Regions from separate parts of the Homo sapiens genome. Here region 1 is linked to region 2. Evidence: chromatin loops called from intact Hi-C (ENCODE). Cell type or tissue: thyroid gland. All regions are shown on one strand.

What was found. Peaks named below come from ENCODE experiments on the same cell type or tissue, not always from the same donor. Only the 100,000 strongest peaks of a DNase experiment are listed, where the experiment ranks them.
Region 1: a loop joins it to region 2, with 3 times the contacts of the local background. A loop is called at or near these places in 4 of 110 quality-filtered maps.

The regions. Positions count from the first base shown.
Region 1 is chr2:2,290,666-2,293,165 of GRCh38, forward strand. The region is part of intron 1 of MYT1L (myelin transcription factor 1 like); the gene reads right to left. Among named protein-coding and RNA genes, the nearest start is that of MYT1L-AS1, 27 kb to the right of the region's middle. RefSeq lists an enhancer at 1,324-2,112. In thyroid gland, a CTCF peak has its summit at 1,411 (motif pointing left); a DNase peak (open chromatin) is centred at 1,356.
Region 2 is chr2:1,865,387-1,867,886 of GRCh38, forward strand. The region is part of intron 18 of MYT1L (myelin transcription factor 1 like); the gene reads right to left. Among named protein-coding and RNA genes, the nearest start is that of PXDN, 120 kb to the left of the region's middle. RefSeq lists an enhancer at 1-462. In thyroid gland, CTCF peaks have their summits at 1,329 and 1,546; a DNase peak (open chromatin) is centred at 1,051; H3K27ac peaks cover 2,071 bases.

The DNA of each region.
Region 1 (2,500 bases), 430 kb after region 2:
AAACAACATGGTTTAAAGATGTGGTTCCTGGACCTGGTTGCATATTGCAATTACCTGCGACCTTTGGAAAGGCACTGACCCCTGCCTGCAGAGACACTGATCCAATTAGTCTGGGGTGAGGCCCAGGCATCAGTATTTTTTTTAAGGTCCCCTGGTGATCCTGATGTGTGGCCAGGGCTAAGAAACACTGGCTCAAAAGAAATCCCCAGAACTAGCAAAAGAAAATCCAGATTTGAATTGCTATTCTGCTAGTTCTTAGCTGTATGAACTTCAAAACACAACCACTTCCTCCATTAGATAAAGAGGAAAAAGATAAAACATTGACAACACCAGCCCACTCACCTTCTAGGGCCATTATAAAAATCAATTTAGATTATGTAAGGGAAAGGCTAGGTAAAAAAAAAAAATGAAAGTCAGTATAAATTATGTTTTTACTTAAGGAATAACTCAGAGCAACATTAAATTCTCCTATGCTGAGAACCCTGAGACAAAGCACAGAAGCAGCCTAAGAAGCGAGAATGATGAAAAAAATCAGGAAAAAAGGGTTGTGATTCTGGGTTTTAGCTACAAAGCCAACGTACAGCCTTCCTGCCTCCTGACTATGAAACCAGTGATTTGTGATTTGAGCTTAAATCTCTTTATGATATAAAATGAAAATGTTCTGGGCTCAGGACAATTAGCTAGAGAAGCCCATGATTTTACAGGTTGGAGCTGGAACTGAAGCCCCATGCCTGCCCATGACTTCAGAAGAAGATTTAATCTACAGGCATTTACTCCTCGCGGAAATGGAAGAGGTGACTCTTGGGGATGGGAGGCAGGAGACTGGCCAACAGGAAAGTGTCCAGGTCTTTGTCCTGAAGAAGCTCATCACACAAACTGGAAGGTGAAAATCAAAAGCGACATATTTGCTAATGGGACAAACAAGAGGAAGCCGCTCAGTTCTAAGGAGACGCGGTGCGTGATGGGTTCTGAGTCCCGGCGCCGTGGCCTGTGTGGAAAGTCGGGTTCTGCACCGCGTACGCTGGGTGCGGTTGCAGGTGGACAGCAGCTTCCCTTGCCACGTGCAGGCGCCGAGCCAGCCTGGCTCCCCGACCCACGCACCCTGTGCCCCCAGGTGCCAGCTCTTGCATTACAGGAGCCCACATGACCGGGTCTGAAAAGAACCTAAAAGTCACTGTCTCACAGAGTATTTGATAATTTTTAGCATTTCTATTCACAGCCTAGCTTTCTCTGGAGCATCTCACGAGACGTCAGAGTGCGATTCTAAGAGTGCAGAGGAGCGCTCGACAGCCCGCAGGTGCAGGGCGGGGCGGGTGGCTGTGCCCGGGCTGAGAGGAGCGGGTGGGGCCCGACTGCCCATCCAGGGCGCTGCTCTCTGGGCCTGGGCCTCAGCTGCGTGGGCTCTGCTTCCCTCTGTTGGTGTGGAGCGGGAAGGAAGGAATCTTCCCAGGCAAAAGGGGCAGCGAGCAGGGCAGGTGAAGGCTCTACTATCCTCAGATGCAAGAATTCCTGCAGAGTGACTGGGGGCGGGCGCAGGGGCCTGCAGCTCTGGGGTCCGTGGCTCAGGAAAGACTGAAGGCTGCCCTGCTCAGCCTCTCCTGAAGCTGAGTCGGTGCCGCTCAGGCCAGCCTGCGGCCTCCTTGGTTTGGGATAGCAATTCTATTCCCAAACGTTACATGAAAACAAACCTGAAATTGGAGAAAAAGTCCTTGTGAAATGCACAAAAGACTTACGGTTGGCTATGGAAAGAACTGTTGGGAAAATTCCCCACTTCGATTTCCTTTGCTATTTTTTATTTTCTTGTGGATGTCAGGACTCCATATTGCCCTCAGCAGTGACACGGTTTCTGGACAGGACACTGCAAACCCAGAGGTGGTTCGTCAGCACTCGGGGACAGCCTCCCATCCCTGTTGGGGCTCAGCGCGGGGCCCTGCCGGGACAGGTGCACAGACATAGCCGTCTGTGTGGCCCTCAGGGTCCCAGCCTCCACAAGCCACATTGAGAACACTGTGCTCAAGTCACACAGAGAGCAAAGTTTGTATTTGTAAATTTAAAAAAGACGAAGTGGTTCTACATCCTGATATCACAAGCAAGTTTGCTTCCAAGGAATCAGACGTATTGGATAAACTGTATCTGACAAACTATTCTCCCTAATTTATTTTAACCCCAAGTCTGTACACAGAGCAATCAGAAAGACATTTGAGATAAGGAGAGTGGGATAGGAGAGGAACGGATCTGTGGAAATCGGTGAGACGGGGAACCAAGGCACGCTCTTTTCCCTGAAACACACTCTGCAAAAGAACATTTTCCTCTGTCTTGCATGTTTATGTTTCATTTGCAAGTTCTGCTTACAGAGAAAATCTGAAGTCATAGAGACAGGATCAAGAAGATAGAGGCTCTGGATCTGGGGCCAAGACAGCCACCCTGGAGGCATCTGGAGCCAGAGGGTCCCAGCTTAGCAGCTCGGGGAAGTAAAGCCTCAAAACTGTCGTTGACATCA
Region 2 (2,500 bases):
GAGAGCCAGACCGGGTTTGGCCTGAGGCTCTGCCATTCCCTTGGTGTGGCGTGTGTTCAGAACAAGTCCCTGAACCTTTCTGAGCCTTAGTTTCTGCATCTGTAAAATAGGAAAAATAATGCCCATCCGCATCGTTAGGATCCTTGTGAGGACTAAAGAACTAAATAAAGTGCAGAGAATTTTAGCTCCCCCTCCTTGTTTTTTTTCTTTTTTTTTTAAGCAGCTAGGCCAGGTTACAGAGGTCCCGGATCTCCTGGAGGCTGGCAGCCTTCTTTTGCGTGGTGGTGCAGGTGATCACATAGGGACTAGTGCACTTTCACAGGTTAGCAAGAAGGCCTGTGAGCTCTGCAGGGGTAAGAAGAGCCAGCACTTAGTACATGCTCAGTACACAAGGCGCGTGGTGGGTTAGACGACCCCATGAGAAGAGCCAGCAGCACTGTGTTTACAACATCTTCCTCCACACGCTGCCTGCTCACTTGCTGTTCCCATCAGTCCCCTGAGCAAGAGGCTACTGCTGCCAACCCTGTTTCAGATGAAATAGGCACAGGCATTCAGGAATTTGCCCATGGCAAGGAGTGGGCTTTGAACCCAAGCTGTCCCACCTCAGAGGCACTGGGTTTAGCCTCCGAGCTACAGTGTCCAAGGGCTGTCTGTGACAGTGCTGCAGCAGGGGCGGACTGAAAGGTGCGAAAGGAAGTTGCCTGCGATGGAGCAGCTCGAAGCATCCAGGAGGCGGCCTGGAGATGCCTTGTGGGAAGAAGTACAGGCCAGATGGAAGCAGGTAGGTCAAGCCGAGGTGGAGACCATGGCCAAGGGGATCTTTTTTATAAAAAAGGAAGATCACTTAAAACAGAGGTCAGAGCTAGGCAGAGTCAGGACCATGGGGTGTTGTGAGTGGACAAAGGATCAAGGCTCCACAGACACCTCTGGCCCCGTCGCCTGCTGCCCACAGCTTCCATAGGTGTGGATCATGATGGCCTTACGAAGATGAGAGAGAGAGAGGCAGTCAGAGAGGTGGGGGAGGAGAGAGAAGGAGGCAGGCAGAGAGAGAGAGTGGGAGAGAGAGAGAGAGGCAGAGAGAGAGAGGGAGGAGAGGTGGGAGGAGAGAGGCAGGCAGAGAGAGAAGGGGAGAGAGAGAGTTGGGAGGAGAGAGAGAGGCAAGGAGAGAGGGAGAGGGAAGGGGAGAGAGAGAGAGGCAGGCAGAGAGAGAGGGAGAGGGAGGGGGAGAGAGAGAGGCAGAGGGAGAGGGAGGGAGAGAGAGAGACAGAGAGAGAGGGAGAGGGAGGGAGAGAGAGAGGCAGAGAGAGAGGGAGAGGGAGGGAGAGAGAGAGGCAGAGAGGGAGGGAGAGAGAGAGGCAGAGAGAGAGGGAGGGGGAGAGAGGCAGAGAGAGAGAGGGAGGGGGAGAGAGAGAGGCAGAGAAGGGGGGAGAGAGAGAGGGAGGGGGAGAGAGAGAGGCCGTCAGAGAGGGAGGGCAGAGAGAGATGGGCAGAGAAAGAGAGAGGGAAAGGGTGAGAGACAGAGGCAGGCAGAGAGTGAGAGGGTGGGGAAAGGCAGGGAGAGAGAAACAGAAAGAGAGAGAGAGGGAGGAGAGAGAGAGAGAGAGAGAGTAAAGCAGGCAGCTAGAGAGGGATGGGGGAGAGAGGGAGAGGGGCAGCCAGGGAGAGAGGGTTGGGGGAGAGAGGGAGGGAGGAAGGGAGAGAGAGAGAAAGAGAGACGGAGGGAGAGAGACAGAGTCTTGCTCACAGCAAGCACAGAGTGCAGCAGTGCCAGGGAAGCAGCTTCAGCCCCAGGAAGTCACTGAGTGGAGAAAAGGGTGTGGGGTGAGGGCGCCTGTCAGGGAGACCTTGGGCGAAGGTGTGGATGAAGGGGGGCCTTGCTGGAAATGAACCGAGGGTCACCCTTGCTGGGAAGTAAACCGAGGGTCGCACACAGGACTCAGGCTATGAGCATCTTTCAGAGGCCCCATTGTCTTGGCTCTCACCCCGGTGCCCCACAGCGCCCTTGCCTCCTGCCTATCCCATGTCTCGTCCCTGGAGGTTGGGTTCAGACGTCTGGCAGGTTTTCCTGCACTACTAATCACCAACTTGAATCCAAAGTCCTCAACTTCAGTCTCAAGGGTGTTCCTTGCCTCTGGCTGGGGAGAGGAAGCTCATCTGTCAGAGGAGGATTAGGAGAAAGTCAAGTCAGTGAATGGCAGATGCCAAGAGTGGTCCTGGCAGCCACGTCCACAGGTTTCTGGGGGTGGGGGACCTCGGGGCGCTCTCTGGCTCTCCTCCAGAGAGGATGGAGGCTGCATATGCCTCTGTCTGCAATTCCCCCTCATGGCAGTCTGGATGCAATGAAAGTTTGCCGATTAGATATAGATATGCTCATTAATGTGAATATGTAGATGAAGGTCATTGTTCACACATTACCTTCATTACATTAGCTATTCTCCATTAATTTGTTTCCCCAAAACTGTTCCAAATAAAAGAACATCTTATGGCGGGAGGGTGGGGC